Linked DNA regions of Mus musculus: regions 1, 2, 3, 4, 5 and 7 are each linked to region 6. Evidence: chromatin loops called from intact Hi-C (ENCODE). Cell type or tissue: left cerebral cortex. All regions are shown on one strand. Each heading gives the region's core, and the rest is flanking DNA. Links, peaks and the distances in the headings are about the cores only. Region 1 overlaps Atxn7l1 (ataxin 7-like 1). Region 2 overlaps Cdhr3 (cadherin-related family member 3). Region 3 holds the start of Sypl (synaptophysin-like protein). Region 4 overlaps Atxn7l1 (ataxin 7-like 1). Region 5 overlaps Atxn7l1 (ataxin 7-like 1). Region 6 holds the start of Atxn7l1 (ataxin 7-like 1). Region 7 overlaps Atxn7l1 (ataxin 7-like 1).

What was found. Peaks named below come from ENCODE experiments on the same cell type or tissue, not always from the same donor. Only the 100,000 strongest peaks of a DNase experiment are listed, where the experiment ranks them.
Region 1: it touches region 6 in a loop (2.6-fold over the local background); 3 of 42 quality-filtered maps call a loop at or near these places.
Region 2: it touches region 6 in a loop (1.9-fold over the local background); 2 of 42 quality-filtered maps call a loop at or near these places.
Region 3: a loop joins it to region 6, with 2.8 times the contacts of the local background. A loop is called at or near these places in 4 of 42 quality-filtered maps.
Region 4: a loop joins it to region 6, with 6 times the contacts of the local background. A loop is called at or near these places in 11 of 42 quality-filtered maps.
Region 5: a loop joins it to region 6, with 2.2 times the contacts of the local background. A loop is called at or near these places in 5 of 42 quality-filtered maps.
Region 7: it touches region 6 in a loop (2.1-fold over the local background); 4 of 42 quality-filtered maps call a loop at or near these places.

The regions. Positions count from the first base shown.
Region 1 is chr12:33,219,498-33,223,831 of GRCm38, reverse strand. All of the region lies in intron 3 of Atxn7l1 (ataxin 7-like 1), which reads right to left. Among named protein-coding and RNA genes, the nearest start is that of Gm38649, 37 kb to the left of the region's middle. In left cerebral cortex, for the core only: a CTCF peak has its summit at 2,427 (motif pointing left); DNase peaks (open chromatin) are centred at 1,338 and 3,206; H3K27ac peaks cover 455 bases.
Region 2 is chr12:33,058,826-33,063,159 of GRCm38, reverse strand. Cdhr3 (cadherin-related family member 3) reads left to right here. Exons shown (of 20, transcript NM_001024478.1): 7 at 1,364-1,512; 8 at 2,739-2,928. Among named protein-coding and RNA genes, the nearest start is that of Cdhr3, 32 kb to the left of the region's middle. In left cerebral cortex, for the core only: no CTCF peak of the experiment used is centred there; DNase peaks (open chromatin) are centred at 1,319, 1,430 and 2,527; H3K27ac peaks cover 939 bases.
Region 3 is chr12:32,950,453-32,954,786 of GRCm38, reverse strand. It overlaps Sypl (synaptophysin-like protein), which reads right to left and starts at 601. Exons shown (of 5, transcript NM_198710.3): 1 at 428-601. The coding sequence starts at 496. It overlaps 4933406C10Rik (RIKEN cDNA 4933406C10 gene), which reads left to right and starts at 998. Exons shown (of 6, transcript NR_044986.1): 1 at 998-1,282; 2 at 1,416-1,589. In left cerebral cortex, for the core only: a CTCF peak has its summit at 2,142 (motif pointing left); DNase peaks (open chromatin) are centred at 385, 791, 1,507 and 2,105; H3K4me3 peaks cover 1,902 bases; H3K27ac peaks cover 1,975 bases.
Region 4 is chr12:33,332,169-33,336,502 of GRCm38, reverse strand. The region is part of intron 4 of Atxn7l1 (ataxin 7-like 1); the gene reads right to left. Among named protein-coding and RNA genes, the nearest start is that of Atxn7l1os2, 60 kb to the left of the region's middle. In left cerebral cortex, for the core only: a CTCF peak has its summit at 2,407 (motif pointing right); DNase peaks (open chromatin) are centred at 1,818, 2,412 and 3,577.
Region 5 is chr12:33,278,906-33,283,239 of GRCm38, reverse strand. The region is part of intron 3 of Atxn7l1 (ataxin 7-like 1); the gene reads right to left. Among named protein-coding and RNA genes, the nearest start is that of Gm38649, 23 kb to the right of the region's middle. In left cerebral cortex, for the core only: a CTCF peak has its summit at 2,250 (motif pointing left); a DNase peak (open chromatin) is centred at 2,249.
Region 6 is chr12:33,145,400-33,149,733 of GRCm38, reverse strand. Atxn7l1 (ataxin 7-like 1) reads right to left here and starts at 2,763. Exons shown (of 11, transcript NM_001374022.1): 1 at 1,819-2,763; 2 at 1,233-1,301. The coding sequence starts at 1,999. F730043M19Rik (RIKEN cDNA F730043M19 gene) reads left to right here and starts at 2,148. Exons shown (of 6, transcript NR_015602.3): 1 at 2,148-2,602. In left cerebral cortex, for the core only: a CTCF peak has its summit at 2,130; DNase peaks (open chromatin) are centred at 1,146, 2,008, 2,565, 3,226 and 1 more place; H3K4me3 peaks cover 3,459 bases; H3K27ac peaks cover 1,277 bases.
Region 7 is chr12:33,240,984-33,245,317 of GRCm38, reverse strand. The region is part of intron 3 of Atxn7l1 (ataxin 7-like 1); the gene reads right to left. Among named protein-coding and RNA genes, the nearest start is that of Gm38649, 15 kb to the left of the region's middle. In left cerebral cortex, for the core only: no CTCF peak of the experiment used is centred there; DNase peaks (open chromatin) are centred at 946, 1,414 and 2,402; H3K27ac peaks cover 1,325 bases.

The sequences.
Region 1 (4,334 bases), core at 143-4,142, 74 kb before region 6:
CTCTCTCTCTCTCTCTCTCACACACACACACAGAGCTCTCTCCTCTCTCTCTCTCTCTCTCTCTCTCTCACATAGCTCTCTCTTCTCTCTCTCTCTCTCTCTCTCTCTCTCTCTCTCTCTCTCTCTCTCTCTCTCGGTATAGGTTAGAGCCACCACAGCCCTGCCACAGTGACATCACCAAGGCCTCCCTCTCCCTCTGCAATGGTTACAAGTGAAAATTCGTTGGGCAGTAACTTCATTAGAGACCTCTGAGGCTTCTCACTCAATGGCAGTTTATATCATCATCATCATCATCATCATCGTGTGTGTGTGTGTGTGTGTGTGTGTGTGTGTGTGTGTGCGCGCGCGCGCGCGCACGCGCGCCCGCGCACATACTGTGTGAAGGCCAGATGTCAACCTTGGGTGTTTTTCTCAAGAGTTGTCCACCTTATTTTGTCTTATTTTTTTACACGGGGTCTCTCAATTGACATAAAGTTCTTTGAACAGGCTAGGCTGGCTGGCTAAAGGGCTGCAGAGCTCCACCTGTCTTTGTCTCCATGGCCCTGGGATTACAGCTGACATTCCTATAGACAGCTCTTTCACGTGGGTTCTGGGATCAAACCCTGGTCTTCATGCTTGAATAGCGAACACTTAACGGACTGAGGTATCTCCCCAGCCCCAGAAAAACAGTTTTTAAAGAGCAAACTTTGTTCCATCTCTGTACTATCCATGTGCAAGCACTCACCCTTCAGTCATCAAGGGCGCTACGTAAGATAAACTACTAACCCAGCTGAGGAATAAGGAAACCAACGTAGAGAAAGGCAGAGTAGGCAGAGCAACCTGCCGACCTCACACAGCTGATAAGGGTCAAAGCTGGAATATAAATCTAGAAACGCTGATATTAGAAAAGCTCCGCTCAACCTGTACCCTCTCCCACCAAGCCACAGCTGGGGCTGGACAGCCTAGACAGACAGAGCAGGCTGCTGAGAGGAATTATAATCCCAAAGCCAAGTGAATTGTTTCTGTTTCCTTCTTCCTATTATCCCAGTGCATCACCTGTGGAGATTTAAACCCCTTGGAATCACTGACCTCTGAGTCGCTGACTGAAAACACTGGACAGACCCTGAGGGTGGGTGACCCAAGCATGACACCAAACCCATACCATGCGTGGGACACTCTGGAGCAGTGGCCATCCCCATTATCTACGTCTGAGGCACCCTTGGGTCCCAGTGCTAGCAGCAGAGAAATGGAGGCTAGTCCTGGGTATTGCAGTACTCCTGTGAGACACAATGGCTCTTGTTAGGGGACCCGGAGATATACGGGTGCTTCGTGGCATTTCTACAGAACTGACACCAGGGCCTAATGAGAATGTAAACCAATATTTGCAAAGTGCAAGCCTCGAGGCTCCCAGCAGATGTAATCACACTCAGGCAGACTATTCCTGTCTCCAAGGCTAGGAAACTGCAGTGAATCACAGGCGTGAGCCACGGGCTGACCTCAGAGTGGCATCCCTGGAGACAGCAGGAGCGAAGACAGGAAGCACTTGGCTAAAGTGGTTTTCCCATTTTTCATAAGAAACTTTCAACTTCATAAAAAAAAGGGCCCCATTTTATTGACAATAAAAGCTAACCTTTATTTCCTTACTCCATGCCAGCAAAGTATACATTTCTTTTTCCTTTCCTCACAGTAGTTTTGCAGAGTAGAAGCTGGCATTCCTACTTCATAGGTGGGGAGAACCAGGCTCGAAAAGAAAGGTAGGGCAATTAACCCAAGGCTGCACACTAGCAAGTATGAGTCAGGATTTAACCTCCAAAACTCAATGAGTTCCCTTTGATGCCATTTTATTTTTTTCATATGGTGTCATAAAAGATGTGGCAGAGCATCATACTAGCATGTAGAAATGTGCAGGGTGAAGTCAGGGGGTGCTGAGCACAGGTGCTTCTGTGTTGTAGAAATGGCTGTACCCCTGGCCTGTGACTGCATGGACCCTCTCAGACTATCTCAGTTCTGCCCCCCAGGGGGGTTGTAGAGGTGCCATCGTGCACTGATTCAATGCACTGGGCTTTGGTGATTAGTACCATCTCTAGCCCTAGTCCAGTGGGACTGAAAATTCCAATCCTCTCCTTGTGTCTGGTGTTCTTTGAGTATCAGCCCTTATGCTGAAACTGGTATGACAAGCATATATCAGATGTGAGTACTGAATAAGAAATGGTTTTCATCTACCAGTTTCTGACAAGGACACACAACCACAGCCATGTGTGCATACCCAGAAACACACACACACACACACACGCAAAGACACAAGCACACTTTTTATTTTTCAATTTAGACTCAATGACCTGGGCTGGAGAGATGGCTCAGTGGTTAAGCGCACTGACTGCTCTCCCAGAGGTCCTGAGTTCAATTCCCAGCAACCATATGGTGGCTCACAACCATCTATAATGAAGTCTGGTGCCCTCTCTTGGCTTGCAGGCATAAATGCAGGCAGAACACTGTATACATAATAAATAAATCTTAATAATAATAATAAAAGACTAGATTGAATGACCTATACACCAAGATCATGACTGTCGGCTTGTATCCAAGATAGTGCTTTTCCCCTTTGTAAAGCATCTGAGGGTACCAGGCATGCAGAAGTGCAAAGGATATTCCTAGCACTGACAGACAACTGCAGGCTAGGAGGTGGCACGTGAACAAAGGTTTATGGACATCAGGATGAAGGAATTCTCCCCAACTGTCCACCCATTGTGGGCAACGAAGAAAGACACCATGAAGGGAGGAGGAGGAAGAGGAAATGGACTCCAAGTGTCACAGCCCCAAATCATGCAGACATCGAGGGAAAGCCTGAATCATTTTCGCATTATCTCCAAAGCCTGTTATTTCCACTACATGAACACATTTCAAGTGATACTAGAGAGCTCTGGTAGCGGGCTTGGGGGAGTTAGATAAGGCCTAGTGGGTGGGGCTTGAGGCCCCGCCAAGTTTTCTCCCTCAATGGCCACTTTCCATATACAGTCATAGTTTGCATGGGGCTTCCCATGGACAGGCTGTGAGGGACAATGGGCTATGTAGGCACTTCCCTCGCTCTGAGAAGCCACCTGCACTCGAAACCAGGCTCTCTTCTGTCTTGCTTTGAGACTTTGGACACAGCACCCAACCTCTTCAGCTCAGGCTTCCTCAACTCCGAAATGGGTGTAACATTCACACCCACTCCACAGGGCTGCTGAAAGGGTTGTGTTTTCAAAGATATGCAAAGCGCTTGGCACGCTGCCCAGCACTTAGCACAATGGCACCCTTATTAACTCACTGAAAACGGCAAGGCTCCTCACACAAGGTAAAGTCGGAAGAAGGAGGAAGAAGCTGTGCTGGGCTTGTTTGTTCTGGAGATCAAACTTGTCTCAGGCAGGTTGGAGAAGCGCTCAACAGCGGACTTACAACCATCCCAGGAACAGATTACAACTGAAGGCTTACTGCCCCCATCTCTGAATGCTCCACACTGAAATCCTGACATGGTATTGGAAGGTGGGACCTTTGAGAGGCAATTATATCACAAGATGTAGAGACCTCGAGGCTGGGATTTGTACCCTCATAAATGAGGCTCCAGGGAGCCCTTGCTCTCTTCCTGCCAAGTGAGAATACAGTAGTAAGAAGCTAGCTGGCAAGCACTAGAAAATGGTCCTCAGCCAGGTGGTGGTGGCACATGCCTTTAATCCCAGCACTCAGGAGGCAGAGGCAGGCGGATTTCTGAGTTCGAGGCCAGCCTGGTCTACAAAGTGAGTTCCAGGACAGCCAGGGCTATACAGAGAAATCCTGTCTCGAAAAACCAAGAAAAAAAGAAAAGAAAAGAAAAAAAGAAAACGGTCCGCACAGACATCGTCCGATGGGGGCGTCCTGCTTAAGATACTGTGGCTATGTGTGATCATGAAAATACAGGAATAATTCTGGGGAGAGCTTTAAAATCTGCTCCCCCAGAGACTCGCTGTAATTCTGACTTGCACCTCGCTTTCTCTCTGGTCCCCGAAGAACGTGGGCTTTGTGTTACTGGAACACACAGCTGGAGGACCGAGTGACACTTCTTTGCCTTGGTTTGCTGAGTTATGGTTATGTTCCTAAGGCTCTTGGTCAGCTGGTTGAGCCCAGGCTTCGAGGGATGAGGTCAGAAAACCCAGAGCTCCAAACTAATTTTCTGCCTCTGCTCATAACAGGTGGCCACCACGGCATTGGCTTTCTTCCTAGGCTGAGTTCCAAGTCCAGCACTGAAAGCCAGAGGGTTCGGAGGCTATACATCAGCTACACCAAGCCTCCTCTGATGGCGTCCCTGTCCCTGAGGAAGATTCTGCATGGTGGTGAGATCC
Region 2 (4,334 bases), core at 264-4,263, 87 kb after region 6:
TACCCCTGGCTTTGCTGGTTCACCCCACCAAAGTCACAGACTCTGGGGGACACTGGGCAAGGAGGCCCAAGCATTGGAGCCACCTTTTGGACAAAGTGAGCATGCTCCTCCCTAACAATGAAATACATGGTGGAAGAACCCTCCTCACGCATAATATTGGGCCCAGGATTCAGGGCAGAGCCCATGGGGTAGGCTAGTGTGAGGTCCTGGCTACAGATTGTCTCTGCTTCTCTCTTAATCCAGCCTGAGGCTCTCTCTTGTGTCTGTTTTCTCTGGCCCTCCCTATGGGACAGCTGTGGTGAGTCAGGGGCAGCTAAATGATCCGAGGCCCCCCCTACATGAAGGCAGCCATTTAGAGCAGAGATGAAGATTGCCTTCCTTCAAGGAGGGCATGGGAAAGTGGCACCTTAAGACAGGAAAATTAAAGGTGACTCTGCACCCCTGAAATAATCTCACTTCTGACCTTTTACAAAAGCTTGGAGCCTGAGAAAGGTCAGTAAGCAGGCACGTGGAGTTATAATATGCACAGTGCCCCTTGGAGAACAGTGTGATGACTTCTAACTGCCAGAGGCTTAGAGAGCTGGCCTCATGGGGAATGCCATCTGGAAAGATGCCCAGGTTCCATGTGGAAGAGTTGTATCCTCAGGCGAAGGAGGAGGAGGAGGAGGAGGAGGAGGAGGAGAGGAAGAGGAAGAGGAAGAGGAAGAGGAAGAGGAAGAGGAAGAGGAAGAGGAAGAGGAAGAGGAAGAGGAAGAGGAAGAAGAAGAAGAAGAAGAAGAAGAAGAAGAAGAAGAAGAAGAAGAAGAAGAAGAAAGAAGACGAAGAAGTTGACAACAACGAAGGGGGAGGAGGAGGGGGGAGGGGGAGGGGAGGGGGGAGGGGATGAAACAAAGACCAGAGATTCTAGAGAAGACACAAAACTGGGCTTCTGGCATCATCCACAGGAAGGGACTCAAGCACAAATTAAGAAGCCTGAGGCTCTGAACATCTTGTCCAGATGGGTTTTTAAAAAGAATCCAGACACCTTTTGAACAGAAACTGGGAGGAGAGAAGCTGACTGGGTAGAGGAAGTGTCTTTATGTGAGAGGATGTTAAGGATAGGACAGGCATCAGGCAGGCAGGCAGGCAGCGGCTGTGACCACCTAAATTGCTGCTGTAATGGCCTGGCATTCTTCTTTGCATCCGCAAGGATGTGAAATACAGACAGCAGTCACCCCTCCTCTCAGCTGCTGTGTTCTCTCTGCATGTTGATGCAGCACAAGCCGTGCGGTGCTATATTTAGCGCACACCAAAATACCTACCACCCAGTCTGCACCCTCCCCTGCCCTGCAAATTAGCCACGGCTGCAGTGTTTCTGTTTCAGCCCCAGGAGAGTGTACTCTGTCCCAGAAGAAGTGCCTCTAGGAACCATGGTGGCGAACATCACAGCAATGGATCCTGATGATGAGGGTTTTCCTGGCCGCCTCCTCTACAGCATCACTACCACCAGCAGCTATTTCATGGTAGACCAGCGTGAGTCATGCACAGTAGCCTCTCCTGCATCCTCGAATGTGAATGTTGAGTGGGTTTTACAATGCTTTCTCTTCCCTCAGGCCTTTCTATCTAGGTTCACCCTTACTTGTCAGGGAAAGGGCGTGTTAAAGGCAGCAGACACCCACCAAAATGGTGGTCTGAGGAGGTCTGTGTGTGAGCAGCTGGGTTACCTTTCACCTTTATGGGAAATATGAAAATATTCTTCTTAACTGCCATTATGATTAAGGTGCAACCCCTGTAAATAGAATGCACATGTCACCATCTGTGTAAAAATGAAGACTTAAGGATATAAAGAAAATTATATTTTGTGGTGAGTTTCTTTTTGTTTGTTTGTTTGTTTGGTTTTGGTTTCTTGAGACAGAGTTTTTCTTTATAGCACTGGCTGACCTGAAACCTGCTCTGTAAACCAGGCTGGCCTCAAACTCAGAGAGCTACCTGAGTACTAGGATTAAAGGCATGAACCACCACTGCCCAGTGACACACACACACACACACACACACACACACACACACACACACACCACAGTGCTGGGGATTCAACCCAGGACCTCATCTATGCTAGGCAAACACTCTACCTCCGAACTTCCCACACCTTTTTTCTGAGTATTTAAACTAAGACTCTGGTTCCAAGTAATAAAAGTGACAGCAAATCTAGCTAAGCACAAGACAGTAGAAAGGAAGAGAAGATAGGAGAGGAGGAGAAGGGAGAGGGGAGAGGGGAGAGGGGAGAGGGGAGAGGGGAGAGGGGAGAGGGGAGAGGGGAGAGGGGAGAGGGGAGAGGGGAGAGGGGAGAGGGGAGGGGAGAGGGGAGGAAGAGGCACATCTCATAAGAAAGAGTCAGATAATCAGGGCAGAGGACCTCAGCAGCTCAAGTTCTGGGCTTTTGCCTGCAGCTCCAACTGTAGCTCACTCACTCTCCGATGTGTGTTTCTTAGCAACAGATTCTCCAATAGAGAATCCAGTGGATCAAATTGAAGTCAGCTACCCACCAGTTCTGTCAGCAGTGGACAGTGCTGTACTCAGGGCCCAACCCTGAACTGTAAAGTGTAGCTTTAGAGAAAGATCAGGTCAGGTGTTCCAATAAACATCAAACCCAGAAACACACGACATGTCTGTAGAGGGGCTATTCCCGGTGCAAGCTGATCATCATTCTGGCACAGTCTTTTCCTGTGTTCTCCATTGTCTTCTAATCTTTGCCTCCTTAGTGACAGGGACAATCCAAGTGGCCCGAAGGCTAGATCGAGATGCAGGCGAACTGAGACAGAATCCCATCATTTCTCTGGAAGTTCGAGTGAGAGACAGGCCCTCTGGGGGTCAGGAGAACCGCATGCAGATAACCTTCATTGTGGAAGACATCAATGACAACCCTGCAACATGCAGAAAGCTCACTTTCAGGTAGTCACCAGTTGGAATGTATCCCCTCTTGGGTGGTGCTTGACCCATGGATTCTCTGATAAGGCATGGCATTGGGGACTGACTCTCTACAAGCCGATTTGAGGTGTCCCATTTCCTTCAAAGATCGTTTTGTTATTCCTTACCCATTTCCATCCCTCCTCATTATTTCTCCTTCACTTTCCACCTGTTTTTACAGCTTTTTAATTTTGTTCCATTTGCACCACAGGCCCTCTCTGGACTGTGTCTTTTCTTTACTTACTACTGCCAGGGGTGAAATGGTGCTGTTAGCACTTGTAATAGATGCTGGAGAGTCAGAATTAGTAACCAAGCACTCCCAAAGAAATCTCAGTATATAATATGAATAAATCAAAACAAGTCAGTGGGTAAAACGAAACAAAAATCTAATTCACCTGACACGACTTAATTGCATACATGTGGAGGGGAAATACAGAATGTATCTGAGACATGAGTTATATTATTTTCACTTGTTCTTTGACTCACAGTTAATTCACAATCAGTTTAAAGTAAAGCCTTTTAATAATTGTTTATTTTTATTTTATGTATGTTAGTGTTTTGCCTGAATATATGGCTGTGCACTACATGCCTACCTGGTTTCCTACAGAGGTCAGAAGGAGGTATCAGACTCTCTGGATACACACAGAACATACCCTTGCTCATTTTGCTGCTATTTTATCAAAAAGCCACACAATTGGGAATTCTTCCATAATAGCTTGAGTTCCATGTTTTTTTGCTAGCCAGTCCCTGGAAGTCTGAATGGGGTCAGTTTGGGGGTGGAGTGCATCTCAGCAAAGACCCTTTGTGGGCAGAGTGCCCTGCATCTGAAGTGAAACTGAGTATCAGAACTGGCCTCTGTTTTGATGACCTTATTGGCAGAGTCTCTTGGGCTATCTTTGACTGCTTTTTTTCCGGGTTTGCTCCTGGTGATTTGGGGCAGATTTAATACATAGCATGGCCATGCTAAAGGCAAAGAGCCTTGACAAAGACCATCCGGGCTTATCAATAGCTATTATGCTCATTTGACCAGCTTACCCTTTTTCACAACTTTCATGCTCTACTCAGTGCTAGGGGAACTGTGTTGTGGCTCTCAGTCTGTCTGGACACATTTCAGATCCACCATGTGCCTCACCCTATGCCCCTTCTTTGCAGACCATCTTCTCGTGACCAATGGGGGAGCTTTCATAAAAAGGGGAAGAGTGAGGCTGGGGATGGTTTATCAACTGCCCCCCTTTCAACCCTGCACCCTTCGTGTTCTGAGGGGCTCAGTTCTTGTAAGGTAGCCCTTTGCACACAGTACTCCTAGTTCCTAGATTCCAGTTTTAGGGACTTCTCCCTCCGCTGGTACTTCCCAGTCTCTGCGTGGCAAGGATGCTCCAGGCTTATTAGAG
Region 3 (4,334 bases), core at 84-4,083, 190 kb after region 6:
CAGGCGTTAAATGGGCCGACAATTTAATGCGTCGGGGCAAGGGCTTTGCCTCGGCTTCTCTGACACACACTATTTTTAACAGGAGCCCATACCCGCCGCCAGCGAAGGGCGCAACCCAGGTCTAGCCTCGCCCGCGGAAGCCGCGGGCCTCCGGGCGGTCGGTATCAGTTGGACCGCAGCAGGAAATCCTGTCTTCCTTTGCGGATGGCAGTGGAGCCTGAGAAAAAAAAGCGAGCGAGCTTCCACGCCTCCGCGGCTAGGGGCGGCCGGGAGAAGCCGCCCACACCGGCGACTCGACTCGACGCCGGCCGCCATCTCCGCCCCGCGGCCTTCGAGCGTGGGGGACTCCCTCACGACCGCGTCCCCGCCTCCCGGCAAGGCGCCCCGCGCTGGACCGGGCGAGGTCGGCGTCGCAAGCTGCACTCACCCACTCGAGGATCTTGATGAAGCCGAGCGGCTCCTTGAGCGGGTTGAGGTTGATCTGGAAGGCGGACATCCTCTGAGGGAAAGGAGGGAAGAGAGTCAGGACGCGGGGCGGAGGAGGGGAGCGGCGAGACCGGAGCGACTCCGCGGCGAGAGCGGGAGGCGGAGCCGGCGGGGCTGGGGGCGGGGCCGGAGGGGTGGGGACGAAGGGGCATCGGGGCGGGACGGCCTGGCCTTTAAGGCGGGGCCGGGCGGCCGTTGAGTCCGCGCCCAGGAGACAGAGAGGGCGAGCCGAGACCAGGCCGAGGAGGGACTGGGAAGGGCTGGCTCCTCCCCCGGCCGCACCTGACTCAGCCGGCTGAACCGCTGACGAACCATGTTGGCTTTGGAAGCCATGCGTGTGCCGCGCCCCCTTCCCCAAAGCCTAGCTCTGTCTCTAACGCGCACGCGCGCTCCCTAGGCCCCAGACTCTTTTCCGGCCTTTGCGAGCGCGCGACGGGGGTGGGTGGGGTCGGGGGACAGCTGCGCCTGCGCAGCACGGCCCTCCACCTCGGTGGCGTTCTGGTTGCTATGCCCTTTTGTGGCTGTGACTGCCCGCCCTCACAACGGCCCGTTTTCTTCCCAGTGCTCTGAACTTTTGGGCAAATGTGTCAAGTGTGTACACAGACAAAGCCTCACTTCAAAGCTCGTGTTCAGGGCCCTTAAAGTCATAGTTATTGCAAAACTGCGGCCGTCTGGCGAACCTGCCTTATGTAAGGGTGCTTGAACGTATGATTCACCAAACATTTCCGCAGACATCGCAAAGTTGTTGGAGCCAGAGTAGGAGAAAGACCACCCATTTGAGATCATGGCTTGACAGGTCTCACAGGACAACTCATCTCTCCACCTCTATCCCCGTTTGGCGAGGCCTGTATTTCGTGCCGTTTTTTTTTGGGGGGGGGCGGGGGAGTGGGGGGGGGTCAAGTTAACTCATCTTTCATGATTTGTCTTAGGGAACACTCCCTCCTGCCACCAGAATGGGACCAATCTAGACATCTCTTCTCTGGCTTCCTTGTGCCTGGCCTTTTTTGGAGGGTTGGGATAGTGGCCTGTCTTCATGCATGGTGAGATAACACCAACATCGAAGGAAGATCTTTGCCACAGAGGATCCTAGTTCCAGCTCCCAGGTACTTATTTATATTTCCTAAATGTCAGTGGAGTATTCCATTAGAACTGACCACTACCCATGAACAGTTACTACCAAGCTAACACTTCCTCCTTCCTTCACTCTTATTTCCGTGTATTCCACTCAGCATTTCTCTTTAAGTCTTAAAAAAAAAAAGTTATTTTCTGCTGAGACCTGTTGGATAGGAACCCACAAGTAAATCACTTAGCTGTGCTTCAAAGGAAAAAGTATTCAAAGTAGAATTATACAAAATAGCCAAAAATATATTCAATGTAATTTCAAAATGAAATAGATGCTAACAGGATGGGATAATGCTCATCTTGCAACTTTATAGAGCTGAGAGGTCTGAAACAATTTGTACTCCCATGGTTTGTTCCTGTAGTCCTGTCACCAGGCAGCTGGCTGAGGTTTGCTTGACTGCACAGTTGGATAGGAATTGTGGGAAGGATAGGCAGGGGAAGCAAGTGAGGAGCTGGTCTCTTGTAGCCTTCATTTCTGTCAGGCAGCAGTGAGTGGTGGCTGAATCCCGACAGAAGCAGCAGCAAGTGGCACCCTCTAGTGTTGCAGCCCTCATAACTCAACCTTACAAATGTTCCGGTTTGTAAGTCTAGAACACTGGGGTTCCTCAACCCTTGGCAGCTCTTGGCCCAGGATGAGACCTTTGGCCCTGAAGGCTTAACAGCTATCTGGAGCTCTTGTGGTGCCAGGGCCTGCCCTTGCTCTTCTCTGGCTGATTATAAGGTTTTATCCGTTAGTCTTGGCTCTCTACCTCAGCTGCTAGGACTGTTCACTTCTGCCGCCTTAGACACAGGGTACCTGCTACTTCTGTGTGTGCCATTTTGCCGCCACTGCTTTCCAGTCTCTGCTGCTTTCTGTTCTGTGTCATCTTATCCTGCACTACTAAAAGTAGGCAAGACCACCTAAGAGCAGTTGTGTGTGTGTGTGTGTGTGGGGGGGGGGGGGTAAGGCTGCAATACCAGAGGAGCTTACAACACCAGAGTATCCTGACTCAGCACACTGAGTGAGCCTGAACGTCCTCTGATGTAGCCTAAGGACTATACCTACCAACACTGGACAAGCACAACTGTTTGTTTTAAATAAATTATACCCAACACTCTGAGCTAATCACAGATTTGTCTCTTAACGCTAGACCCCCTGTACTCACTGATAAGTGGATATTAGCCCAGAAACTTAGTATACCCGAGATATAAGATACAATTTGCTAAACACATGAAACTCAAGAAGAATGAAGACTGAAGTGAGGACACTATGCCCCTCCTCAGAATTGGGAACAAAACACCCATGGAAGGAGTTACAGAGACAAAGTTTGGAGCTGAGACGAAAGGATGGACTATCTAGAGACTGCCATATCCAGGGATCCAGCCCATAATCAGCTTCCAAACGCTGACACCATTGCATACACTAGCAAGATTTTATCGAAAGGACCCAGATGTAGCTGTCTCTTGTGAGACTATGCCGGGGCCTAGCAAACACAGAAGTGGATGCTCACAGTCAGCTATTGGATGGATCACAGGGCCCCCAATGGAGGAGCTAGAGAAAGTACCCAAGGCGCTAAAGGGATCTGCAGCCCTATAGGTGGAACAACATTATGAACTAACCAGTACCCCGGAGCTCTTGACTCTAGCTGCATATGTATCAAAAGATGGCCTAGTCGGCCATCACTGGAAAGAGAGGCCCATTGGACACGCAAACTTTATATGCCCCAGTACAGGGGAACGCCAGGGCCAAAAAGGGGGAGTGGGTGGGTAGGGGAGTGGTGGGGGGGGTGTGGGGGACTTTTGGGATAGCATTGGAAATGTAATTGAGGAAAATACGTAATAAAAAAAAAACACTAGACCCCCAAAGGAAGGGTTCCATGTCAGGTCACTGTGGGAATGATTCCAGGGTCATCTAGAGTGGGCATTGAGGAAGCAAAAAAAACTTAGATAAACTTTTTCAAACAGCTCTGGATGGCACTGTGCCTTTAAGAAGCAGAGCAGTCAGCTACAGTTTTTGCATAATTATCTCAGGGTGTCCATGAGATGTCCAAGATATTTGTTATTAAGCACATAGTTATTGTGCTCAAGGTAGCCAAATTGCTCCATTCTCAATGTCTATGCTAATTTGTAGGGAAATGAGCATCAAAAGGAACATTTAAAATAATAGTCTTAACGCACTTATTAGTACAGGTAGTGCCCCAGGGACAAATGTATTCCAAGATCTGCCTTAGTTCCAGCTATTCAGTAGACTGAGGAAAGAGGATCATTACAAATAGTTTTTTCTTTTCTTTAGTGGAGTCCAGGAATTGAAGTTGGTCCAGCCTGGGTGATATAATCTCAACCTGTTTCTTGTTTTATTTTTTCTTTTGAGATAGGATCTCACTCTGTAGCCTTGGTTGGCCTTAAATTCACAGATGTCCACTTGCCTCTGCCTCCCTCCCGAGTGCTGGGATTAAGGCATTTCTCAGGGTGGTGGTGGTGGTGGGGGTGGTGGTGGTGGTGGTGGTGGTGGCTTTCTCTGTCTATTATTGTAGTCTCAGGAATTACGATAGGCTGGATTCTTAACCTGTGAGGTATGCATTATATTGTCTCTCTTTTACTTTTTGACTCCTTTCTCTCCTACTTGTTCAAACCCACCAGTGGAAGGTCTTATTACAGCTTCCCAGGAAATCTGCCAGACTTGAATTTTAAGAGGGTCCCTTCATTGGCCCTGAGCCATTGTTTTTTCAATACAGAGACCACTTAGT
Region 4 (4,334 bases), core at 90-4,089, 190 kb before region 6:
TCTACTTGGCACTTGGAGATATACTGAGGGGTTGGGGAAAGGCTGCCACCAGAAAATTATTTCTAATTGGAATCCTTGAAGCTGAACAAATACTAGGGACAGACTGGCAGGTTTAAGAATCAAGGGGTCACGAAGAATGGGTAGAAGGAACAGCCACAGAATCCTGCCCTGCCACGACAGATATAGTGGGTACCGCATACACCCTGATGAATGGGTAGTCCTCCTCTACCCTGCTTTTGAGGCATCTGGGAGAATGTTCAAGAAGCCAGCTTGTAAATACCTTTAGCAAACCATAGCAGAAGATTTCTAACCACAGGGCGTGTAGATAAGAACATCTACTGGGCTGATCTAATACTATCTTAAGGCAGAGAAGGGAAAATATCAACACTGTGCGCCACCCCTCTCTGCGTGGCCTGGACCCTCTCCCACACAACACGCTCTCGGTAAACTGAGAAATGCGGGCACACCACACGGCTGCTGGGGGTGAGTGGTCCTGGCAGCAGAGTGGTTGGCGGTACACAGAACGTGTGGGAAAGCGCGTCAAAGGCCCACCGTTGGCCAAGAAGGGGACAACATCGTCACTAGTAATCTTCACCATGGGCTGCAAAGCTTAGCCTCTTAACTCCATTGCAAAGTCATAAAGGAGGGCACATATGAGATTTCCTCCCTGAGACAAGTTAGGGGTGTGGTGTGTGGGTGAACACGGGAGCTTGGATAAGCTGACTTTGATGAATTGTAGAAAGGGGTCAGAGGCAGGGGCTGGGGAGAGAGCCCAGTTGATAAAGTGCTTGCTGTGTAAGTCTGAGGGCCTACATTTGACATCTAGCAGGCACAGTGTAAGGGTGGGTGTGGTGGAACATGCCTGTGATCCTACTGCAGGACAACTTGGAACAGGATCAGTGGGACTCACTAGCCAATCAGCATAGCCTGCTTGGTGAGTCTCAGGCCAATAAGAGACCTTGTCTCAAGACAAAAACGAAGCATGTGGATGCTACCTGATAACCCCTGACTTTGGCTTCCACAAGTACACGCACTCACGTGAACACACACACACACACACAACATTCTCCAGACACACAAAATGATCAGAAGCAAATAACATAAAAGGTTCTGGCAAATTCACTGACTGTGGAGGTGTCCCACCCCTGAATCCTGTCTTTCCTGTGGCTGGATACTTTCTGGTGAGGGCATAAAGCATGCAGCTCCCTAGCCTTAGGGTCTCAGCGAGCTCCTACAGACTTCTGTCCTTGTGAGGGGTAACAAGATGAGGGCTTGGCTAGTGAGCAAGCCTGGGTTTTAGTTCTTCCCTCCTTCCTCGGTGGGACAGACCTGACTATCATATCTCAGCCCCACAGGCCTGCCTAAGTTTCCTTATCAGTGAAAGGAAGACATGACATTTGGAACAATTGGATGAGGTAATGGGCCCAGAGGGTCTCTTAGGTGCGAAGCACAGCCTCAAGGTTGAAGTGAAACAGAAGAGAGAGAACCACGCCATTCACTCTCTCATGGGCCCTCCTGAGGTGTAAGCCGTGGTTCACTGTCAGAAACCCTTTGTCCCTTCTGTCCTTATCGGTTGCAGTGGACAGAGTGGGAGGCAACAGACAGGTGGGAGCAGGTGGCTTCCAAACTCACCCAGAGAAGACCAATCCTGGGACTACAGTGGAGAGACAAAAATGGAAGAAGGGAACAAGCCATTCCATACTCAGAGACCCCCTGTCCAGGGCTCCGCATCCTGCATCTCAGTCCTTAGGCACTGCCAAGGTTGGGTGAGTCACTACAGCTTAGATGTGGATGGGGCTTTCTGCCAGAGGAGTAAGCAGGAAGCCCAGCCTACTAACATCAGACAATTCCTGCACTTCGGCAGCATGGGGACTCTGAGGGTCCAGGGCACCTTGTCTTCTGGGGGAGGCTATCTGTACACCTCTAGGCTGTTCAGTGGGATGAAGGAGGCCCTGTTCTCCACAGTTTTCTCTTATTCTGGACTTCTAAGGGTGTGGAGCTTAGAAAGGGCTCCCCAGCCCCACCAGGAGACCAAGGGGTGCTAAGTATTCCTGGAGAGCCCTAGTACCCTAGGACTGTGGGAGAATCAGCAAGCTAAAGAGTGGTCTGAATGCAGTAGGGCATCAGATGCTGCACACGCTGCCCTTGGGAACAGCTGTGGGCTGCGGTCTCAAGGTCTCAAGGACAGCTTCAGACCTTATCAAATGCTCAGTGCATTGCCCCCGTAACTAAGAACGAGACGGCTGGTCATCAAGATTCACATCATTTCAGAGACAGCATGAAGGCCACTGAAGGCGGGGCTAGGGACTTGGGGTTAAGTGGAGTCCGGAAGAGTGAGTTAGTCCCTGGCAATGGCTTAGAGCTGGCTAGTCTCAGGAGCAGCAAGTGGGAACACTTCCCTTTCTGGCCACCAGAGGTCACTGGCTCCCACTGCTGGAGCTGTAAGATGTCCTTTCAGAGAGCCTGTTACCTGGGTACCAGGGCCAGAGCATGAAAGTCTCCTCGAGCCCTAGTGCCAATTCGGACCCAGGAGAGAAATGGGGATTCCTTAAAGAACGTCTTCCATGTCCCTGTCAGGGAGTGTTGAGAGGAGACACCCGAAATGGCCCTGGCATCCCATGCCCAGGCTCTCCCTTTAAGGAGAACCCTAAACACAGCAAGGAAATGGCCAGGGACTCTGTGACCAGCTGCTCCCATTTACTTCAGAGAAGAACAAACACATTTAGAACAAACATTCCCATTCATTCCTTTTCATTCATATGCTTCTGTCTCTGTAGGCAAACAATCGAAAGCCACTGACGAGTTCTGTGCAGCACAGTGAGCGTGTGTGTGTGTGTGTGTGTGTGTGTGTGTGTGTGTGTGTGTCTGTGACTGTGTGTCTGTGTCTGTGTGTATGATGTGTATGAAAGTGTGTGTACATGTTTGTGTGTGTATGCAAGTGTATATGAGTGTGTGTGTGTGTCTGTGTGTATGCATGTGCATGTGTATGCAAGTGTGTGTGCATGTTGGCATGTGTATGTAAGTGTATATGAATGCATGTGCATGCATGTGTGTGTGCATGTTGGTGTGTGTATGTAAGTGTATATGAGTGCATGTGTGTGTGTCTGTGTATGCATGTGCATGTGTGTGAGTGTGTATGCAAGTGTGTGTGCATGTTTGAGTGTGTACACGAGTGTATATGAGTGTGTGTGTGTGTGTGTGTGTGTGTGTGTGTGTGTGTGTGTGTAGGGAGAGCATGTACTGGGAAGGCAAAGATTTCACAGCCTGCATGGACACCCCAATATGACTCCCTATGGCTTCTGGGAACCAACCCCTGATTCATGCCAGCACCAGGCTAGAAGAGCTAAGCCCCAGGTCTCTCCCACAGGCATCTGGCTGGGTCCTCTCCATAAAACACCGGGAAGACATCCAGGGCACATGAACTCCCACATGTCCCCTCTCTCCCAGAAGACTCACCTCCCATTTCCAAGCATTTTGGGAGGGGCCGTCTGGAAAGAGGGAGCCCCTCCCCCACCGTGCGGTAGGGTGTGCACAGGGAGGCCAGGAGCCTGCTGCTTTTTCTTCTGCTTTGGCTCATTTTCCTTCTGGAACAGCAGGCTCATCTCCTGCATTTTTAATAGTGGAGCACATTTAGCATTCAACACACACGTGCAGGTTGATAAGGCCCAAGGAGAAGGCAACAAGCCATCCATGGGAGGAAAACCTCTTCCCATCTCTCCCCTGCCTCTTGCCCACATCAGCCAACATCAACTATCTATTCACCAGGGCTGGCTGTGGTGGGAAGGGACAGCAGGTGACAAAGTTATCCTGGCTGGCAGTCACTCTGCCAGAGCCTGGTCCCTGGCAGAGCGGAGGTTCATAATAAAGGACAAAATGGTCAATGTGGCTCAAAAGACCAAACAACCATTGTTTCCTCTCTCTTTCTTGAGATGGGGTCATCCCCACTCCGCCTCAGCATTCTGAGCGCTGGGATCATGGGTTCATGTGCTGGGACTGTGGGCACATTCCCAGTTATCTTCTGCTCAGGGACTAAATCATTTGCCCATCTCCCTGTGTCATTGTGGCCTACAGGAACATCAGCCAGGGGCTCTGTCGCTTCTGCCTTCCTCAGGGGTGATCTCCAACAGGCAGGTAAACTAGAGGAGAGTGCTCAGAGAGCTGCAGGGGAAGGATTAAGGCAGTTCAAAGAAGACAGATTTAATGGCTTGGGGACTCTGTCTTCCTCTTTCTCCCCCCTTTCCTCTTCCTCTTTCTTTCTTGTAATGCTGGTGACCAAAGCCTCCTGCAATGTTGGACGAACACTTTATTGCTGAGTTCCTCCCCTAACCTATCGC
Region 5 (4,334 bases), core at 160-4,159, 130 kb before region 6:
GGATTCACTTTTCAGCGTGCACACATACACACACACACACACAGAGACGTAGACATACACATAGATAGACACACACACACAGACAAATGCACACAGATAGACACAGAGAGACACAGACACATAGATAGACATAAAGGCACACACAAACACACAGAAAGACAGATACACACAGACATACACACACACATACATACACACACATAGAGACAGACACACAGACATACATACACAGAGAGAAACAAGTACACATACATACCCAGAGACAGATACGCACAGAGAGACACACACATAGACAGACACATATACACACACAGAGAGACAGATACACAGATACAGAGAGACAGACAGACACATACACAACACACATACACACACAGATATACACAAACTCAGACAGACATAGAGAGACACACACACACATAGACACACACACACAGACACAGAGAGAGATATATATAGACAGACAGACAGACACATGCACACACACACACACACACACACACACACACACACACACATAACCTCCCCCTAAACTGAATAATAAGGGTAAAAGAATGAAAGGGACATAGGAAGAGGTAAGACTCTGGGTTCTTAGGTTCTTAGAATACACCTGAATCATCTGAAGCTAACCTTATTCTCAGATGGCACCATGAAGTCTGCTTTTCCATCGGGGGAAGGGGTGCGGGAAGAAGTGAAAGGATTTTTTTTAAGATAAAAAAATGTAATGCGAGCTTTCATTATATAAATAAAAATCCCACTGGGGCAAGCCAGTAGTTACCCTTCATCTCTGTGAGGAGAAATTTCAATAAAAGGATGTAGGTGGCGGAACGGAGGCCTGTACAGATGTCGCTTTCTCATTATTATTTTCGGCGTTTGGAGACTCCCCAAAAGACAGACTGTCTCCAATAGAGCCTGGCTGTTTTCTGATCCTTTTAGATGCTGGCTTAGAAAAATAAAACAATCAAACCAGCATATGACCGGTCCTGAAATACCTTAACTCTGGCACCGACTTAAATTATAAAAACATCAAGTGTAGAACAGAGATTTAGAAATTTCAGATGTGGTGAGAAAGAAAACAAAACTCACCCAGTCCCCACACTATTGTGTGTGTGTGTCTCTGTGTGTGTGTGTCTGTCTATGTGTGTATGTGTCTGTCTCTCTCTGTGTATCTATGTGTGTGAGTCTATGTATCTCTGTGTCTGTGTATGTGTCTATGTGTGTATGTGTCTGTCTGTCTGTCTGTCTCTCTCTTTCTGTCTCTGTGTATCTGTGTGTGTGTGTCTGTCTATGTGTGTATGTCTCTCTCTCTTTCTCTCTGTCTCTGTGTATCTCTCTCTCTCTCTCTCTCTCTCTCTCTCTCTCTGTGTGTGTGTGTGTGTGTGTGTGTGTGTGTGTGTGTATGTGTGAGTCTGCCTGCCTATGTATCTCTGTGTCTGTCTGTCTGTCTATATACATTGCTGGTCCTGGAACTCTATTTTACTTGTTAGTGCTCGCCTAACGTGCACAGAGTCCTGGGTTGATCAGTCTTGGTTAGCCTTAACTGTCAACTTGGCACAGCCTGGTCATCTGAGAAGGGAAGATTAAGCCAGACATGGTGGCATAGGCCTTTAATCCCAGAACTAGGGAGGCAAAGGCAGGTGGATCTCTGAATTAGAGGTCAGCCAGTCTAGATAGCGAGTTCCAGACTAGCCAGAGGTATATAGTGAGACCTTATCAGAGTGTGTGTGTGTGTGTGTGTGTGTGTGGTGGTGGTGGTGGTGGTGGGGGCAATGAAGAGGGAAGAAAGAGAGGAAGAGAGGGAAGGAGAAAAAGGAGAACAATGCCTACATCAGATTAATATATATGTGTAGATATCTTGATTATTAACATATGTAATTGGAGCTAGGTCACTCTAGACTGCACCATTCTTGGGTAAGTGGTCCTAGGCTATACAAAAAAATTAGTTAAGCATGGGACACCTACCAAGAGTATCCACCATGGTTCCTCTTTAACCCAACACCATATAAATTGTGTGGTTACAAACTTGGAATCTCAGGCAAAAGGGATCAGATGTTTGCTCTTGGCTACATGAGGCCAAGTCTCAACAAGTTTTTTAAAATATGCACATAATCTTAAAAATGTGATTCAGGGCTGGAGCAATGGCTCAGCACTGGGTGTTCTTGCAGAAAACCAGGGTTCAATTCCCAGTATGCACACAGCAGCTCAAGACCCTGTGCAACTCCAGTTCCAGGGGAATCTGGTGCCCCCTTCTGGCCTTGTCAGGTACTACACATTTGGTGTGTCGCAACACATGCCGTCAAAAAAACAAATGTGCATACACATAACTAACATAAAAATAAGTGTGATTGTATGGAGTAATCACCTTCTACCTCTATCACATTACATCATGGACATTTTTGTGTTATGTTTATGTTTTTAAAATATTATTTTAGACATTTCTTGGTATAAGTGAGCACGGAGATTGTTTGCAAGCTTTGCTACGAGGGATAAATCTATAGCACACTTAAAAACAAAACAGTCTAATTTTTATTGCAGTCTGGCTTTAAACTCTAGTGCACCTGCTGCCTCAGCCTTTCGAGTACTGAGATTACAGACAGGGCCACCAGAGCCGGCTTCTAGACACAATCTCATACATACGTTTCTGTTTATTATTTATTCATTTGGTTTTTATTTTTAATTTTTGAGATAGAGTTTCTTTGTGTAGCCTTGGCTGTCCTGGAGCTCACTTTGTAGACCATGCTGGCCCCAAACTCATAGATATCTGCCTGCCTCTGCCTGCCAAGTGCTGGGACTAATAGCATGTACCACCACCCAGAATCTGTTTATATTTTATATAAATACCAGGCCACAGATCCAACAGACAGGGAGCCCTATCTACATACCCGCGGGCTTGTTAGAGTCTGGATTACATCTTGATAAAAATTGGGTAACAGTAAGTCACACACACTCACCACTTTGTTACATGAAAAATGCTCTGTGCTTGTTTTAATTTTTGTTCTTGATTACCAGTACGGTTGAACATTTTTCATGTTAATTGGCCACTTGAATTTGATCTCTTGTGAACTGTCTACTCATGCCCATTCTTTAATTAATACATCCCCCATTTCCTCGTTAATCTGCAAAAATTTTGTATGACATTAAGAATATTACTTATTTATTTTTATTTATTTTGGGTTTTCACAAATAGGGTCTCTGTACATCATTCTGGCAATCCTGGAACTCAGTAGATCAGGCTGGCCTGGGACTCACTCAGTAGATCATGCTGGCCTGGACCTCACTCAGTAAATTAGGTTGGCCTGGAGCTCACTCAGTAGATCAGGCTGGCCTGGAACTCACTCAGTAGATCAGGCTGGCCTGAAGCTCACTCAGTAGATCAGGCTGGCCTGGAACTCACTCAGTAGATCAGGCTGGCCTGAAACTCACTCAGTAGATCAGGCTGGCCTTGAAGTCACTGAGATTGGCCTGCCACTGCCTCCTGCATGCTGGGATCAAAGGCACATGCCACCACACCAGGATGAATATTACTATTTTAAAATCAGAAGTTGAACCATTAACCAACTTAATGATTTAACAAGATTTACAAGTATGGAATGCTAATGTCAACTAAATAGCTCACCAATTCGGTTAAGATGGGAAGCAGTAAGAGCTAAAATCAGAGTTTTATAAACAATCATAGAATAAACATAGAATTCTCGTTTTACTAACTCCTTTTAAAGGAATGACTACATTAACAAATGGCAGGTCACATCAGAGGTTGACTTCTGAGTCTTTATCAGGAATCTCCTCTCTCTCTTCCTGCTAAGCAGCTAGAGGACACCTGGGCAGGCCAGAAAGTCCAAGTATTGTGTCCCATCTCTGTGTCCACAGTTGGGCAGGGCATTTTCCAGAAGTTCTTATCTGAACTGTAAGCTGCAATCTGGGGTCTGAATTCTGAGCTCCTGGGCACCACCCAGAATTAGTCAAGTGATTATAGGAAACCAGAAAGACAAGATTCAGTTTCACCTTCTATGAGGCCAGGACTGAAGCAGCGAGGGAGCCAGGAAGGTTGAGAAAGAGGGGAGGGTGGGGGGAATCCCTGAGCAGTCCCCGGTGGTGGCCACTGTCACAGTCCAGGGGAGCATCTTCACCCTCAGCATGTCTGCTGTTAACTGTAAAAGCACAAAGTGGGGCTAGCCAGGTTAGGAGGGCAAGTAGAGGGTAATGACTGAAAAGGGAGACAGGGAACCACCTTCCACCACGGCCAACCAGGGGACTGGGTGAGGGGCTGGCATTCAAGTCACTGTGTGCCATTCACACATGCTTTGCCTACCATGGCTTGGGCAGTAAAGATTCAA
Region 6 (4,334 bases), core at 273-4,272:
CAAAGTACTTAATTAGCAGAAACACAGTGCCGGAGAACAGCCCTTGAGTTAAGATGTAAATGTTTTAATGTCCACGTTCTTTCCTGAAACACAAGCGATTCGTCTTACTGGACGGTCAGGAAATAGTGTGGCACTGAAAATCGGCAATTCTTGGTGTGAGTCCGCAAGTCCCAACTTTCCAAGCAGGTCTCATCCACCTCTGCGGGCAACACCCCCTTTCACCAGTGGACTAGGCTGCAGACTCGAATGGCTTTTCTCCACTCGCCGCGGATGAGAAAATGCTCCTACTGTCAAGTTACGTCTGAACTTTTTTGACAACCCCCATCAATTCCTCTGGCCCCTCCATGACTCCTTCCCACCACCAATTTCGGCCAGTTCTCCATACAAGACTCCAGATAGTGCATCACAATTCAAACGAACCCATCCTTTCTTTAAGCACAAAGTAGGTCCTCCAGTGTGGCTCCATTTGAAGCCAGAGGCCAGAGTGACCAATGGCAGGCTTGCAAACAAGGATCACTGATTTACAACAACCAAAGGTGTATGGTGTGCCCAGGCCTGACATAATGGCTTCACTCACATGCCAGATCTGGGGTCATTGTCTGTTCAATGTGTCCCCTTTCAGGTATCATATTTTCATGCTGGGAAGCACAGATTTGTGGGGGGAGGGGTCAGAGTGCAGGCCAAAGATCTGCACATATTGATAACCCCTAACCCTGGTCACTGCCTACAGTCTGTGACCGTGACCAGCAACAAGTAACAAAATGCTACTTGCAGCCAAGGCTTGCCATGTGCAACGGTTTTCAGTGAGAGTGGAGAAGCTGCCGGAATGACCGACCATGTGGGGTTCATTAAAACTTGTGAATTTACATACAAGGGAGGCTGGAATGCTTGTGAAGGGAGCCCCATGCCTCCTCACTCAGGGATTTCAAACCCCACCACCACCATTGGCCAATGGTGCTCCAAGGAGAATGGCAGAGACCAATGTGGACTCCAGCGGAGTGCAGTAAACTTCTGCCTTCCACAGCCTCCCCCACACTGAAAGACCCCCCCCCCAAGTTGTATTTATACTTCGAAGAAGGAAGTTAACAGTGAAGCAGTAGTCACCTGGGCGTGCTCAATTTCTGACAAGCCTTAGTCACTCTGTACCCAACAGAACAATTCACATTATATTCCAAAGCCTGTGAAGACTCTGCCACACAAGCTAACACTAACATGCCAAGAGCTCCACTTACCTTCTTTATTAAGCCTCATAACCTCCCTGCTTTTGCCACCCTCTTTTCCAGCCTCTTCTAAATCTACATCTGCAGATGAAAAAGAAAAGGAAAAAAGAAAATGAGGAAAAAAGGGGGGATGCCAAAGTCAAGGGGGGAGGGAGAGTGTTTATTGACAAACAGATCGATCTAAATACTGTATCTGAAAATCTTGCAAAATTTGACAATGCAACATTTTCTCCCGAGTCTGGCTTTCCATCTACCTGGCCCAGATAGGTACCCCCAAAAAAGGAAAGGAAAAAAAAAACTATGCAAGCAGCAACAGAGTCGCCTTTTAAACAGACACCACCGTGGGGCTGCGAAAGCCCACCCCGCAGGCTGCCTGCCCCGGAGAGCCAGGCACAGACAGACAGACAGCTTTGCTGGCAGCCGGGCCTCTCTGTGCTCTGATGGTCTGTGTCTGTGTGTATTTATTTAGAGAGAGAGAGAGAAGCATGGAGGACGCCGGGGGCCACTCTCTCTCACACACACACTTTTTCCCAGTGGCTCTAGGTGAATGGAAAGGTTACAGGATAATAAAAGGAGGTACAGGCGGTGGGGTTCTTACTGTCGGAGCAGTGTAATTTGGCGGCGTCGATCCAGGAGGACCAGGGTTTGCCCAGAAACGCCTCCGGACTGGGCACTTTGCGGTGCAGTGTCGCCATTGCTGTTCCTTCTTGTTGCTTTTTCCCTGTTCCTTCGGCAGCAGCAGCCGAGAGACACGGGATTCGAGAACGCTCCGACGTCATCTTCGGAACGTTCCGACATTGAGTGTTCTGAGAGGGGGAGGAGGGCGGCGGAGGAGGCGGGAGGCGGGGCGCGCTCGGCCCTGCCCGGCCCTGCTGTGCTGCGTGCAGCCGCTGGGGGCGCCAGAGAGGCGCCGTGTGCGCGGGGCTCGGGAGAGCGCGGAGTCCGGCAGGCTGAGAGCAGAGCCTGAGTGCGCCGCCGGTTCAGCCGGGCAGGGTCGCCTCGCGCCAGGATGCTGCGCCCCGCCGCCCTGTCCAGCCAGCAACCCTGGCGCGACCCCGGGAAGAAGCACAGGTTCTTTCGTCCAGTCGCCGCTGGAGGACCGAAAGTTTTGCTCGCTGCAAGTCTCTTCCTCCCAGAGTCCCAGTCACCCACCATGCGACGTCCCAGAAGGATCCCGGAGGCTTAGTGGGAACGAAATCGGCTGTTTTGCACCCCTCCATCCTTATCCCTCAGGGTAGAGCAGGGACTCTAGAGAGTACACCTCCCAGCTACCATCCACTTCACCCTGTCTCCTCTCTCGGTGAGCCTTGGAATCCGGTCTCTTCGCAGATGCCTTCAGGAGTCAGAAGCAAAGGGGAAATGGACATAACTCCGAGAAACCGGTGAGTGGGGGCAAGGGGAGTGATCATCCCATCCTTGGTTTCATAGCAGGCAAAATTCCAAAATCATTTTGTCTCTGGCGTTCCCGGGGATCTGTGCGATGGTTGTGTGTCCCAGCTGGTAGAGCCACTGCGGAGACTTTGCTCCGCGCACACCAGAGACTGAGCGAGCTCAAGGCTCTTGGGTGATGCTAAGCCCCTCCCTCAGACCCAGCACTTGCACAGAGCAAGCAGGTTGGCCAGAGGACTTCGCATCACCGGAGAACCTGACTGCCAGGTGTGTAGACGCGTGGCGCTTTGAGATGTCTCTTCTGACCCTAGGGGCTGGTAAATGAGACCTTAACCTTCTGTTACCTCTTTAGAATTGTTTGCTTACTAGGAATTCCCTAAACTGTAAAGACACCCTTACCCCCGTAATCAATAACTTTTCTATTTGTGAAGCATCCTTCCATTCTTACCACTGCTGTCCCCGGGAGCCCTTCTGCTCCACACTGAAGCGTTGCTTAATTCTGGGCTGTATTCTGGTGGGGCTGGAATGTCCTGGCACTCAGCACCATGAACCTCAAAACCTGCATTAGGATGGGGGCGGGGAAGGAACCTCTGGAGGCTTGTTTTCAGCTGTGATGTGTGTGCGCGAGTGGGCCTGCCTCTATGGGACATGGATAATTCTCAGGTTTGGATGAATTGCTACCTAACTAAGGTGCCAGTGGGTAAGGAATTACCTTACTTTAAATACTTGTGGTTTGGGAAATATTTCTCAGACCTTGACATCTTAGATGAGCCAGGCGCTGTACCTGACATTACTTCACCCATGCATCTTTTTAAATAACATTGTTTCTCATGGACCGGTTGCCCAGGGTCAGAGAGAGAGGGAGATCCATCCTGGTCTTCACAGAGCTGCAGCTGGAGAACGATCATGCTTAGCTCTTCAGGGAAGCTAGGCATGTGTACAGTGACCCCAGACCAGTGTGGCAAGGGTATGGACTTTCACGGCAGGGCCAGTTCCTTGGCGGAAGTTGAAATGAGCTAAGAGTGTTCAGAAAAAATGTGTCACCAAGAAAACGGAATCTGCTCTGCATATTAGAAATTGGGAAGATCTTATAGTAAGCTGAGGTCTGGTCTTGCCTAGAAAAGGGGACCATGCAGAACCTTGGGTGAATGTAAGCATATGTGGGTCGATGGTGTGGCTTAGCTGTGTAACGTCTTGTGTCCTACTAGGACCATCATTGGGAGCTAGCTGGAGGCAGCTAGGAAAAAACCAACATGTTCCATTCAAACATGTCCCCAAAATTGCTTAATAGACTTCGACTTAAATGAATCCATCTATCCCATCTGCCACTCTTGCTAAATTTCTCTGAGCATCTCAATTTGTGAGGACTTTGCTACCTACACCATTCGTTTTTCTCTAAGATTTCTCAGCACCTGGAAGGCAAGTGTACCACCCACCTTGCTGGTTGGACCATGTTGTTTATTTTTCCTACCTCACTTCTGGTGATAGATTAGAAACAGGACTAACATCAGAAATCCTCCTCGCCACCTAGGAATACCAGTTGGAGGGATTTCAGCTCTTTGTTAATGGATAGCACTAGAGCCCAGCCATGAATGAGCCGGGCATGATGAACAGACTCTTTTTGATAAGTAGAACTGAAGGAACCCAGGACATTTGCATTCTGGCAGGGCAGGGCAACCTCCATGGGAATGTGTCCTCTGCTTTCCAGTCCCCTTGCTCCTGGCA
Region 7 (4,334 bases), core at 110-4,109, 96 kb before region 6:
ACACTGGCCCCTGGAATCTGCTTTGGAGCACACAGGCACCCCTAATCTTCTAACATTCTTGAAACAAGAAGACAGTCCATTGCAGTTTCAGTATGGTCCATCTGAGCAAAACAGTTCTCACACCGCTCTTCTCTAGGCAACCAGTGGGTCATGGAGGCTGCTTATCATTCCAGATGCAGCCGTGTCCTTCCCACCGTCAGAAATAACATGATGCTTGTACTTATATACAGTCAAAAAAAAAAATCTAAAATCGGTGGGGGCTGCCTAGAAAACCTTGCATATCTTAAGCCTCTAGAGATGTGTTTCAATTAGTCACATTACCTGTGTATCAACCTCTACCACGAGTGCTAACCCACCAGGCCATACAAAGGCCTCACTGTGCTCATGTGTCCCCAAACCAGCCCTTCTTCTAAGCACTTACTCTGTCTTTCAGAATACCTCTATGGGTCAGGTTCTATATTAGTCCCATATTATAGATGAGACAACTGAGGCACAGAAAGGCTGAAGGACTGGCAGAACTCACTTAGGAACATCAGAGGCTAAATCAAGCCCAAGCATTGTAGCTGGAGAGTCAAGCTCTTTCCCAACCCTGTGCCTGACTCTGTAACCTAATGCCCTTCAGACACTGCAGCTGGCGCCCTGAGGAACACTGGCTGGCTTGCGTCTCCCCTGACACTCCTCTCAACCCTCTAGAAGCCCGGGATGCTGGGCTTCAATACAGAGCCTTTAGTGTGAAAAAGGCACTCACCCCCAGGCTCCTATTCCTACATTCAGGCTGGACTGCAGAATGTCATTTTGTGTTTGTTTGAGCACTCTACCATGCAGCCAGAGACAGCCCCATAGATAGGCTCTGTTCGCTCTCCGCAGCCCAGCATCTGGACCCTCCCTTCCCACCGCCAGTCTCTGCCCGTGCTCCTGCAGCCAGCAACCGATGTTTCCCGTCTAACCTCATTATATATTTCATCTAAAGATGCCTCCGCGAGCGCGGCAGCAAGGCATATTTTTAGCACAAGCTACATGCCAAGGCAACTTCAAATTTATCATTTCTAATAATAGCCGTGGAGCAGAATCACAGCGCCCATTCCACAAATGGGCAAACAGAGGCAGGAGGCTCCAGCAAGGTCACAGAGGCTCAAATGGCAGAGTCCCCTCTGTCATAACCAATTCTCTCCCTGGACTGCTTCCTCCTAACTTCCTGCTTAGCAAACTCATCTGAGGCCTGGGAATAAGTGTTGTGGAGATGGAGGAGATGGAGATGGAGATGGAGATGGAGATGGAGATGGAGATGGAGATGGAGATGGATCTGTGTTTGTGCTGGGGCTTCCGAATACTAACTAGCAGCTTTCTCTGCTGGCAGGGCTGCTGATGCCTCTCCAAACACTTTCTCCGAACCCCTTCTCCTCAGTAGGTTCCCATGCACAAAGCACTCACTTGGCATTTCAGTTTGCATCTTTCTCTCATCTCCCCGCCTTCCTCGCTAATCAGCGTGGCAAAAGAATTTACTCGCACGCAGAACATAACCAATGGCCTGGAGTGCCTGCTAAAATGACCGTAACTTTGGTTCTGATGGAATCTTCAGGCTAGGAAATGAAGGGATAGAGCACAACCTCTATGCAGGCCAAGAGCTTCCTTCAGTCTCACTCGCAGGGAGTGTTTTTCCAATAGCTACTACGGAGAGCTCAGATTTCCGGTGAAGGACTGATGCATAAGCCAGAGAATGGGTTACTTTGTTGCATTAGAAAGTCCTGCATTAGAAACTGTGAATGTGAAAACTTCCCTAAGCCAGTTGTGAGCACATTGGTTTTGCTATTGGTGTGCATTTTGTTCCTGGAGACAGTGCGATGGGAATTCTAGCCTCAGTTCTTTCTTTTTTTTTTCTTCAATTTATTTACATTTCAAGTGTTATTCCCTTACCCGGTTTCCCCCCACCTCCTAGAAACCCCCTATCTCATTCCCCCCTCCTGCTTCTATGAGGGTGTTCTTCCACCCACCCACCCACTCTCCCCTCCCCACCCTAGATTCCCCTACAATGTGGCATCTATTGAGCCTTCATAGGACCAAGGACCTTCCCTCCCATTGATGCCTAGCAAGGCTGTCCTCTGCTACAAATACAGAGTCGGATGCTAGCCTCAGTTCCAATCCTGTGACCTTAGTCTCTGTTTTGCATTTTCTTGTTGTTTTCTCTTGGAGCTTCGAAATCTGTAAAGCTACCACTCCCAGGGGTGCTACTCCCTGCGTTTCTCTGTAAGCCCAAATGCGCAGACTGTGGGACAGTGCTTGTGTACACACAGCGAGATGCTGTGGCAATGTAAGGGCCCCCTAAAGGTTGACAGACACTCCACTGCCAAAGGCAGCAGCAAGCACACAAGTGGCTCATGGCTGTTTTCAGAGGGAGCTATTTGCAGGGAGACACTGCTGAGAGGTGGCACCAGGGAGTGTGACCATGGGAGACAGCATCTATGTCACAGCGTCAGACGCAGACAGCAGCACAGCTCGCATGTGCTCTGCACTCTTCATCTCACCATCCGGCATGGTGTCTAGCCCATCATGAGTGCTCGGAAAATGAGAGACAATCAAAGACTGCAACCTAGGGACTTCTATCCGTTTCTTTGGGGAGTAAGGAAAGACTGCTTTCTTTTGGGGGGAAAAAGAGTGAATTGCTGGGTAAAGAAGGCCATTCCACCTGGGTGTCGTACCTAAATACATATTATGTGCCAGCCCATCAGCAGACAATGAAATATCTGAACTGAGAGGAATTTGGTAGAGGTTACATTAGGTTCTGGGTTCCCAAGAGTGGCTCCCCTTTATCTCACCTCTCTTTTGCACCCATTCATTTCCGTTTCCCTGATTGATATCCTTCAGGAATTCAACACAATCACACTTCTTTTCTTTTTCCTGCATCAGATAATCACCCAAGACAATCCTCTGATCCCTATGGGTGGCTCCCTACCTCAGTAACAACATCTCTAATAGCACCCAGTGTAAAGCTGCCACCTTTAACCAGCTTTCCACTTAAGATCAACACAAGTACTTTGTAAGGTTCACCAGGAACATACATGTACCACACCACTGTCACCTGGATAGAGACCAACTTGGTGTTCGTGGCAGCAAAGTGACAGTTGGGGCCAGGAGACCTTCTCACCGATCAGGGAATGCCCCCATTAAACCTGTGCAGCATACGCCTGCTGGGGCCAATTCAATATTCATAAGTGGGAAGTGGAGATCACATTTTCTGTTTCGCCAGGAGCGATAGCTATTTATCACGGCGAATGACTGAAACAGTTGTACATACAGTGCTTTCCTTGCTGCTGTAAATTACAGTATACAGAAGATTAAACTTAAGCCTAATGCTACCCTTGAGCCTCAACAGCTGAGTCCTATAAATGGATTCCTGTTAAGAGAAGAGAGTCTTGTTCCTGGTTACTATTTAAAAGTGAGTCTCTATTAAAAGCTTGTCTTAAACATACATTTACCAGGCAGCCTGCCCCGGTCTTGAGCAAGCATTTCCTCAGGGCACTGACTGGTAGAGCCCCATCAAAATACAGAGCCTTGACCTCAGCAGGAATGGACGCAGAGGAACATGCAGAATTCTGGATGATCACTCGCTTTCTGTCAATGGGACCTGGGCTAGAAGGGGGACCTTTCGGCTTGGGGATTCTGCCAAGCATAAAGAGTGACCTTCAGAAATAAAATTATGCCAAATCCCAAACCACTGCACAAAGTTTCGTCTGGTAACCAAGGATCTGGGAGGTATCAGGGACCTCTGACCGAGAGCTAAAACCCGCAATTTTTCCTAACTGTATTTAGCTCTCCCAGTCCTTGCTCCTTAAAGTCAAGTCCGTGGAGCAAAAGCACCATATTACCCAACGGAGGCATTGCTGAGTCAGAATCTATGTTCTAACGTGATTCTGCATGGGTCTGTATGTGCATTCAGGATAGAGATTCTAGAACAGGAAAACAGGTGCTAAGATGGGAGGGCCTTTCTGACATTCCCACTAGAAATCACGGCACCTTAGAATTCTGAGTTCCACTTTAAGGAATCATTTTAAAAGGAACTTGAGAGATAAGTTTTTACAGGACATGAATGATACATTTAGTGTATCACTCTAAATTTGAGAGATGTCCCAAATAAGTCAAGGTATAAAGCACTTTTGAAAGATATTTGAGCCTGGAGATTGTGTTATTTATTGAAAAAAAAAATCTGTTTCTAGATGTGGTGTGGCTTAGCCCTTAACACATACCTTTAATCCCTCTGGAATACAGACATGCTCTTAATACACACCTTTAATCACAAACAATGAAGATAAAGTTAGTTTGTAGAAGGAAGCATCCAT